Linked DNA regions of Homo sapiens: region 2 is linked to region 1. A link is an interaction called in ENCODE POLR2A ChIA-PET data of the cell type or tissue named here. Cell type or tissue: OCI-LY7. All regions are shown on one strand.

Region 1 (5,000 bases):
ACACTTCAGAGAAACAAAGCAAATATCACAGAGACTCAGGTATGATTTTGGAATTCATCAGTCAGAGAATTTAAAATTCATCAATAGCTGGGATACATGATCTATTGTGGGAAGAAAGAATTAATAATGAGTTTAAAGATTTGTCAATAGAAACTTCCCAAACAGAAATGCAAAGAAAAAGGAATGAAAGAAACTGAAGAGAACATTCAAGAACTGTGGGACAGTTTCAAAAGGTGTTAACATATGTGTAATTGTAATACCAGAAGAAGAAGGAAGAGCAAATGGATCAGAAGAAATACTTGAATTAATAATGATGAGAATTTTCCAAAATTAAATACAGACACAAAACCACAGATCCATAAAGCTCAGAGAACACCAAACAGGATAAATATCAAAGAATCAACACCTAGGCATATCACATTTAAACTGCATGAAACGACAAATAAAGAAAAAATATCCTGAAGGAAGCCAAAGGAAAAAACCCACATTACCTACTATAGTGAACAAGAATTTCTCAGAAGGAACTATGAAAATAAGATGAGAGTGGAGAGAAATATTCAAAATGTTGAAAGAACCACCAAACTAGAATTCTGTATCTAGTGAAATTATTCTTCAAATGTGAGCAAGAAATACTTGCTCAGACAAAACAAAACAAACAAAACTGAGAGTTTATCATTAGTAGGCCTGTTCTGCAAGAAAGGTTAAAGGAAGTTCTTCAGGGAAAAGAAAAATGAGAAAAACTCATGTCTACATATAGTAAGGAACAATGTGGGAGAAGGAATAAAGGTAAAATAAATTATTTTATTATCATTATTATTATTATTTTATTTATTTATTTTTCTGAGACAGGGTCTTGCCCTGTCACCCAGGCTGGAGTGCAGTGACGTGATCATGGCTCACTGCAGCCTCGACTTCCCAGGCTCAAGTGATCCTCTCACTTCAGTCTTCTGAGCAGCTGGGACCACAGGTGTGTGCCACCATGCCTGGCTAATTTTTTTATTTTTATTTTTGTGGAGGCAGGGTCTCACTATATTGCCCTTGCTGATCTCAAACTCCTGGGCTCAAGTGATCCTCCCACCTCGACCTCCAAAGTGCTGAGATTACAGGTGTGACCCACTGTGTCCAGCCTCTATTTTTCTTATTGTTGATTGATCTAAAAGATAGCTATTTAACATAATAGTGGTAATGATTCATTAGGTAATTAAAGCTCATGGATTACTGAAATAAATGAAACAATATCATAAAAGATGGGAGGATAGAATTGGAATACTCTGTTATATGGTATCTGCATGACATGTGAAGTAGTATAGTGTTATTTGAAAGTGGACTTAAATTAGTTAAAAATATATGTTGCAATCTCTAGGGCAAATATTAATTTTTTAAAAAAAGAAGTATAATTGATTTAAGAGAGTAGATACAATGGAACAAAATAAAATGCTAAATTAAAACTAGAAGAGGCAGGTCTGGGTGTGGTGGCTCATACCTGTAATCCCAGCATTTTGGGAGGCCAAGGTGGGTGGATCACCTGAGGTCAGGAGTCCAGACCAGCCTGGCCAACATGGTGAAACCCCATCTCTACTAAAAATAAAAAAATTAGCCAGTTGTGGCGGTGCATGCCTGTAATCCCAGCTACTCAGGAGGCTGAGACACGAGAATCACTTGAACCTGTGAGGTGGAGGTTGCAGTAAGCTGAGATCATGCCACTGCACTCCAGCCTGGGTGACAGAATAAGACTCTGTCTCAAAAAAAAAAAAAAAAAAAAAAACAAAAAACAAAAAAGCAACCAAAACACTAGAAGAGGCAGAAAAGAAAGGGAAAAAGGAAACAAAGGACAAGTGCAACCTCTGTATTAATAGAAACCAGCTACAATATGGTAAATGTTAATTATGTCAAAATAACTGTAAATGTAAATGGTCTAAATAAAAAAGCAGAGATTATGAAAATGGATTTAAGAAAACAATATCCAACTATATGTGATCTGTAAGAAACCCACTTTATAAAGGTTCAGATATGTTCAAAGTAAAGGGATGGAGAAAGATATTTCATGCTCATGCTAATTAATAAAAATCTGGTGTGGCTATATTAATTTCAGATGAAGCAGCCTTTAAGAACTAGGACAATTATCAGGACAAAAAGGGACATTTCATGATGATAAAGGGTTTGGTTCTCCAGGAAGATGTAACAATTCCTTACCATTCCTATTCACCTTCATACTAGAAGTTCTAAATAATGCAATAAGACAAGAAAAAGAAACAAAAGGCCTACAAACTGGAAAAGAAGAAATAAATCTATCTTTATTTGCAGATGACATAATTGTCTATGTAGAAAATCCCAAAGAATCAAAAAGGAACAAAACTCCTGAAACCGATAAATGAGTATAGCAAGTTTACAGGAAGCAAGGTTAATATTCAAAAATCAACTGCTTTTTTATATACCAGCAGTGAGCAATTTATTTTAAATTTTAAAAATTATTGACAATAGAACCAAAAATGTGAAATACTTAGGTATATACCTAACAAAATATAGGACCTATAATGCAGAAAGCTACAATACACTGATGACAATAAATGGAGAGATATCTTATGTTCTTGGATTGGAAGACCCAATATTTTAAAAATGTCAGTTCTTCCCAACTTGATCTGTAGATCCAGTGCAATCCCAGTGAAATTCATAGCAAAATATTTTGTAGATATTGGCAAACTGTTTCTAAAACTCATGTGGAAAGGCAGGAAACCTAGAATAGCCAAAAAGTAGAAGGACTCATACTACTCGATTTTAAGACTTACTATGAAGCTGTAGTAATCAAGACAGTATGGTATAAGTCAAAGAATAGATTAATGGAAGAGACAGATAGAACAGTGAAAGGAAATAGAGTCCATAAATAGAGTCCTTATATAGTCCAGATTAGAGAGTCCATAAGATCCACACATAGAGTAGACTGACTTGACAAAGGGCAAAAGAAATGTAATAGAAAAAGGATATTCTCTTCAACAAATGGTGCTGGAATAATTGAATATCTATATCCAAAAACGTGAACCTAGATACAGACCTTTCACAAAAATTAACTCAAAGTGGTCCATAAACCTAAACATAAAACTCAAAACTATAAGACTCATAGGAAATTATAGATAATCTTGTGTTTGGCAGTGGGTTTTTAGGTACCACAACAATACTGTATGTTATGTGAGAGAAAAAAGTCATAAGTTGGACTTTGTTAAAATTGAAAACTGCTCTGAAAAATACACTATTAAGAGAATGAAGAAACTAGCCACAGATTAGGAGAAAATATTTGCATAATGCATATCTGATAGACTTGTATCTAAAATATACAAAGAGCTCATAAAACTCAAACATAACAAACAACCCAATTAAAAATGGGCAAAGATCTGAATAGACACCTTACCGAAGAAGACACACAGACAGAAAAAAGCATATAAAGAGATGCTCAACCTCATTTGTCATTAGTAAGTTGCAAATTAAAACAGCAGTGAGATGCCATTACATACCTATTAGAAATGGCTAAAATCCAAAAAGCTGATAATATTAATTGCTACTGAGAATGTTGAGCAAAGGAACTCTCATTCTTTGTTGGTTAGAATGCAAAATGGTACTGCCTCTTTAGAGCACTGTTCGGCAGTTTCTTACAAAGTGAAACATAGTTTAACCATAGGACTCAGCAGTTGCAATCCTACTTGGTATTTACCCAATTAATTTGAAAACTTAGGTCCACATAAAAACCTACACTGAAATAAAAAGGATTACAAAGGAATAGTATAAATAAGCCAACAAATTAGATAACCAAGAATAAATGAACAGATGCCTAGTAAGACACAATCTACCAAAAATGATTCAAGCAGAAACATAAATTCTGACTGGCTCTATAACAAGTTAAGTAGATTGAATTAGCAAATGAAAAACTACTCACAAAGGAAAGTCAAGGACTAGATGTCTTCACTGGTGAATTGTGACACACATTTAAAGAAGAATCAACACTAATTCTTCAAAAACTCTTCCAGAAAATAAAAGGTAACAATTTCCCAACTCATTCTGTGAGACCAATATACTACTCTGAATCCAAAAGCAAAGACATCACAAGAAAAGAAAACCTACACGAATATCACTAATGAATATAGATACAAAATCCTCAACAAAATACTAACAAATGGAGTCCAGCAACATATAAAAAGATCAGTCACTATGACTAAGGTGAGATTTATCCCAGGAATCCAATGTTGTTTTAAAATACGAAAATCAATCAGTATAATATATAATATTAATAGAATAAAAAAACAAGACACACAGTCATCTCAATAGACACAGAAAAATCATATGACAAATTAACACCCTTTCATGATAAACACTCTAAAAAAAACTTGGAATAGAAGGCATTTTCCTCAACCTGTTTAAGGCTATCTATGAAAAACTCACAGCTAGAGTCATCATTTTTTGTGGTGAAAGAAGAGATGTTTTTCCCCCTACAATCAGGAGCATGATAAGGATATTTACTCTTGCCACTTTTATTCAAATTGTACTGGAGGTTCTAGCCAGAGCAATTAGGCAAGAAAAAGAAATAAAAAGCATACAGATTGGAAAGGAAGAAGTAAAGTTATCTCTATTCACAGATGACATGGTCTTGTATATAGAAAATCCTATAATGAAATACTGCTCAGCAATATAAAGAAGTAAATTGCTGGCCAGGTGAGGTGGCTCATGCCTGTAATCCCAGCACTTTGGGAGGCTGAGGCAGGCAGATCACAAGGTCAGGAGTTCGAGACCAGCCTGACCAACATGGTGAAACCCCGTCTCTACTAAAAATACAGAAATTAGCCAGGTGTGGTGGTGTGTGCCTGCAATCCCAACTACTCAGGAGGCTGAGGCAGGAGAATTGCTCGAACCTGGGAGGCAGAGGTTGCAGTGAGCTGAGATCGCACCACTGCACTCCAGCCTGGGTGACAGAGTGAGACTCTGTTTCCAAAAAAAAAGTAAATTGCTAACACACA
Region 2 (5,000 bases), 280 kb before region 1:
TCACCCAGGCTGGAGTGCAGTGGCGCGATCTCGGCTCACTGCAAGCTCCGCCTCCCGGGTTCACGCCATTCTCCTGCCTCAGCCTCCCGAGTAGCTGGGACTACAGGTGCCCACCACTACGCCCGGCTAATTTTTTTGTATTTTTAGTAGGGACGGGGTTTCACCATGTTAGCCAGGATGGTCTCGATCTCCTGACCTCGTGATCCACCTGTCTCGGCCTCCCAAAGTGCTGGGATTACAGGTGTGAGCCACCACGCTTGGCCCGGGTCCAGTCTTTTCAAAGGGAAACTCAGACTTAATGTTGAAATAATATCAGTTTCCAATATTTTTATAGTGTTCTGTAGCTTGGGAACTAATTTCACATAAATCAGCTCATTTATTATATGTGAAAACAGCATTATTAGTGAACGTGAATTCCAGGAAGACTCATACACTCTCCAAACCAAATGAATGATTCCTTCGTGGTTTTGAAATAGATGGGGATGGAAAATTCAGGGAAATAAAAATCTAGTCTCTTTTTTAGTTATTCTTTTAAGTTATATTCACTAGTATGAATGAACTATTTTCAGCCTATGACTTTTTCAAGACATCAGGATATGCCTGAGTGCCCTGACAAAATAATGTACATTCAATACTATAAGAGAATTTCTAAAGAGAATCCATCCTGTGAATGCGGAGGTGGTTGTCTCTAAACACAAAGCCCTGTACAACATTAAAAAACTAAAACCTAGAAAATAGAAGGCTTTACCTTGATGAAAGGTAGAGGTGATCTTATGGACACTGTATTCTGCAGAGCTGCGGCAGCTGGCTGAATGCCCATAGCAGAAACACTGGGTACAGCCCTCAGGGTTCCCCCCATCCAGATTATAGTAACCTGATCGACACCTGCAGTGGCATTGTAGAAATCAGGATATTATAGGTTATTTTTTATTCTATAGAAAAAATATGATGAATGAGTCAGCCTCTCTACCTTCTCTTCCATTTGGCCCTATTAATTTTCAGAGGAGGGAAATACCAGATTTTGCATATCACCCCCACCCCCAGACCACCAGATGGACAATCACGACCCCCCTAAATTAGACGGCATAAGAAACATTCACTTTCTGTTCCTTTGTAGAACAGAGCCACATTTGTCTTGGTGGTCTGGCATCTGAGTAGTCGGCCAGTCCTTGGTAGGAAATTGAGTGGTGGTCAGATGAGCAGAATGGGTGTGGGCAGGGCTATGCAATGCTGCCCTGTCCTGGAGCTACTGTTTAATGGTGACAAAGACTGGGAGGTGGGGACCAGGAAAGGTGAGGCTCCTGCCTCAGCACCACTCAGCTCTATTGACCCCCTCCCCAAGACCACTTAGGTATTGATCCCCATCTCTGACTCTTGTACCTGGGCTCTGGCTCACTGGGGAAAAGGGCAGGTGAGGATATGACAAAGAAAAAGGATGGCTAAGACACTCTCCAAAAGCCAGGTGTAAGCTTGCATTCCACCTCTGCTCCCAGCTCAATCCCTCCAGTGGCTTCTATAAGAACCACGACTAACAGGGGCATCCTCGATGCTGGAGTCACAGAGAAGAAGGCAGGGGAAGCTGGGGAGGACTTGTTTGTCCTCTGCTCAAGTTAACTACATCCTTCCACATGAAATAATGTGAAATAACGATAGTTTCAATGATTATTTATTTAGCACTTATGTTGTGCCAGGCACCTTGTGTGTGTTCTCTCATTTAACCTCCCTCCAACCCTATGAGGAATTGCTATTTCCAATTTTCTTAGATGAGGAGACTAAGGCCAAGAGGTTAAGAAACTCTTGACATATAGCAGGTACATGGCTGAGGCAAGATTGAAATTCATGTACATCTGTCTCCAAATCATGTAGTCTAAGCCACTGCACCACATGTTGGGGGGAATGTTCTGAGTACAGTATCACAGAAAAGCAGGGTAGCTGTGAAGAGCAGGTGCTTCAGAGAACAGTTGTAACTAAACAAGCTTTGTTTTTTCTCTAAGAGCAAGAGTTAAAAGAATTATTATGGTTTCTATGGAGAAGAAACCTGCTGATTAAAAGAGCTTAAAAAAACAAGGAAGGATGGGAGGGGAGGAGTGGGGAGGGAAGACAAAAGAAGGGAAAGGAAGGGAATTAGGCAAAACTAAATGATTGTGTTTAGGAACACACTGGGGTCATAAATTATGAAGCAAAGAAAGAAAGCGATTACCATAAAAGTCAGAATAGTGGTCACTTCTAGGGAGGAGGGGGGCATTGTCACTGGGACGCAGTTTTAGCAGAGGTCTATTTCTTACCATTGGTGGTGATAACATTTCTTTTATGTGGCATTCTATTTCTGTCTTTTATTTTGAAATTAAAAAGGCTTTCAACAAGTGACTTCCTTTTTAACACTTAAACTTTATGTCCCTGCCTTCACCTCAGCAGCCAGAAACCCCTGAAAACACAAGCTAGGAGTGTATTTGACATTTCCTCTGTGCAGGTATAAGTGACTGGCAGGGTGCCAAAGAACTGCTTTCTTACTTTTAAGGAAATGAGGAGGAAGCCTTTGCTTCTGACGCCAGCCTCACAGCCCTCTGCTCAACAGCCTCTGGGAGGGAAGAGTTTAAAGCCAGAGCACAGTTGTACTTAAGGCACGTCCTGCACCGGCAGCTTGGGGGGATGGTGCCTCACTGCTCCACCTCCTCCAGTGTGGCTTGGCCCAAAGGGCTCTTACCTCCTCCCAGCCCCATGCCCATTCATGTGTGTGCATGTAACTGCCATCCTATCCCCAGGGCAGTGCCTCTTCTGTACACGATGGTTATATATGGCCATATGCTGTGATAGGCCCTCTTACAAGAATTTTCGCAGCATGTTTAATTAGGCCAGGCCTTTCCTGCAACCAGCCTGTGTCCCAGGATCTCACTATTGATTACTGCCTCATACAGAGCACCTGGGATTTGGAGCCAGCTGGTGGGAGGAATCTCTGGGGTCCTGTGCCTCTCCCAAAGTCAAAATAAAGAGAGGGTGCCCAGAGCAGAGTATGGAGTCCAGTGAGATTTGGGTGCTCAGTGTGTGTGTGTGTTTTTGCTGTTGTTGTTGTAAAAGCTTAGTTTTTGAGGACAGAGAGCAGGAAGAAGGTCATCAACGTTTGTCAAGTATCCCTTTTCCATAATTACACTCGGAGGATTAATTCTCATGCTAGTTGGCAAGGGACTCTCTCTGCTGTTTGTAGGGCCACGGTTCACACAGACCTATCACAGCGTTCTCCAGTGACAGCTGGCTTGCAGACACAGCGGCCCGCGTCACAGGGCCCTGCGATGCCAGCTGGGTCACAGTCACACTTGGAGTCTCTGGGGAAGAAGAAAAAGAAAATTAGGGACATGCTTCCAAATGCTTCACAACTATGCACATAAAAATCAACTGCTCATGAGCAAACATCACGAAGCTGGGCAGTCCTTCTTCGATGAGGCTTCTCCTAGCCATCCTCGCCCGTGCGGACCTCTCTCACACACTTAAGGACTCACTTGCCTACACAGTGCTGCTCAGAGTGTACTTGGTGGGTAGCAGCTGGGCCGAGAACTGTCTGCCACTCCTAAAGAGAGCAGGGGTTTGTGCCAGAATGTAAACCAAGTTCATCACTCAACTGTTTAGTTTACTTTGGTTCACTGTTTGGCTCAGTTTACATTTTTTAAAAAAATTATCATTTGTTTCCCTATTGTTTAATTAAATGATGTCTGCTTTTTATCATGATTAATTCCATCTACCTGCTATTTTATTCCATTCAGTTCTTTCTGTTGGTAATTCCTCAATTGAGATATAATTCATATGCCATGCAATTCACCCATTTAAAATGTACAATCCAATGGTTCTTAGCTGATTCTCAGAGTTGTACAGCCATCACCGTCAATATTAATTTTAGAACATTTTGATCATTCCGGAAAGAAATCCTGTGCCCTTTAGCAGTTGTGTCCCCCACCCTGCCACATCTCTTCCCTCCAGTCCCACCTCCAGCCCTCGGCAGCCACCAGTCTACTTTCTGTCTCTCCAGACTTGCCTATTCTAGACATTTCCTATCAATGGAATTATACCATATGTGGTCTTTCGTGACTGGCTTCTTTCACTTAGCATGATGCTTTTGAGGTTCATCTATGTCATAGTATGTGTCAGTACATAAATTCTTTTTGGTGACAGAATACATATATTCTTTTTGGTTACTGTTTTCACTTTTCAGCTATTATGAGTAATGTTGCTGTGAATGTGTGTGTACAAGTTTTTGTGCAGATATCTACCTTCTCATTTCTCTTGGGTGTATACCTAGGAGTGGAATTGCTGGGATTGCTGGGTTTAATAGACTTTTGTTTGTTTGTTTGTTTGTTTGTTTGTTTGTGGCAAGATTTTCTCAATGAAGGTATCAGAGCTTTCACTGAATTCTGGCACAATCTCCCTATCTCATCCATCCCTGCTTCTGTCACCCACTTTGCACGCAATCATGTGTTTTATCTCATTGCTCAAAAACCAAGTTTATTGTCTCTTCTCTACTGATCCGTTCCTCCTCTGCCTGCCCTATGATCCCACCCAAATCCTGCACAAACCTGGAGCACCCTTGACCCCTCCTTCTCCCTCACATTCCTCATCCAGTCACATGCCAAGTCTAGCAATGCTTATGGCTGGAATTTCTTTGCCAATCTTTATCTTTGAATTCTCACGGCCTCCTTCCTTCTTAGCTCCCTCTCTACTGCTTATCTGGACCATCTGACAAACACGTATTCAGCATCTACCGGGTGCTCAGAACCGGGGATGCTAAGAGAAATAGGAACAGTCCCCATTCCATAGGAGTCCTATGCCAGGTCAGGTGTGTGGATCGCAAGGGCAGCAGGCACAGGGCCAGCTGCAGATGCACTGGACATCCTCAAGGTGCCTCTTCCCACTCCAGGCATGGGGACACAGAAGCAAACAAGACAGAGTCACAGGGGGCTTACATTTTAGTGGGAGAAATGGACAAACATGAATAGAAAATAAGATATGGAGTG

Evidence for each region. ChIA-PET counts read pairs that join two places held together with the same protein. Peaks named below come from ENCODE experiments on the same cell type or tissue, not always from the same donor. Only the 100,000 strongest peaks of a DNase experiment are listed, where the experiment ranks them.
Region 2: POLR2A ChIA-PET joins it to region 1 with 17 read pairs; 3 of 35 experiments call an interaction of 5 or more read pairs at or near these places.

The regions. Positions count from the first base shown.
Region 1 is chr1:182,932,896-182,937,895 of GRCh38, reverse strand. The region is part of intron 5 of SHCBP1L (SHC binding and spindle associated 1 like); the gene reads left to right. Among named protein-coding and RNA genes, the nearest start is that of SHCBP1L, 18 kb to the left of the region's middle. In OCI-LY7, no CTCF peak of the experiment used is centred here; no DNase peak of the experiment used is centred here.
Region 2 is chr1:183,216,710-183,221,709 of GRCh38, reverse strand. LAMC2 (laminin subunit gamma 2) reads right to left here. Exons shown (of 23, transcript NM_005562.3): 4 at 3,222-3,320; 5 at 749-885. Among named protein-coding and RNA genes, the nearest start is that of LAMC2, 33 kb to the right of the region's middle. In OCI-LY7, no CTCF peak of the experiment used is centred here; a DNase peak (open chromatin) is centred at 2,509.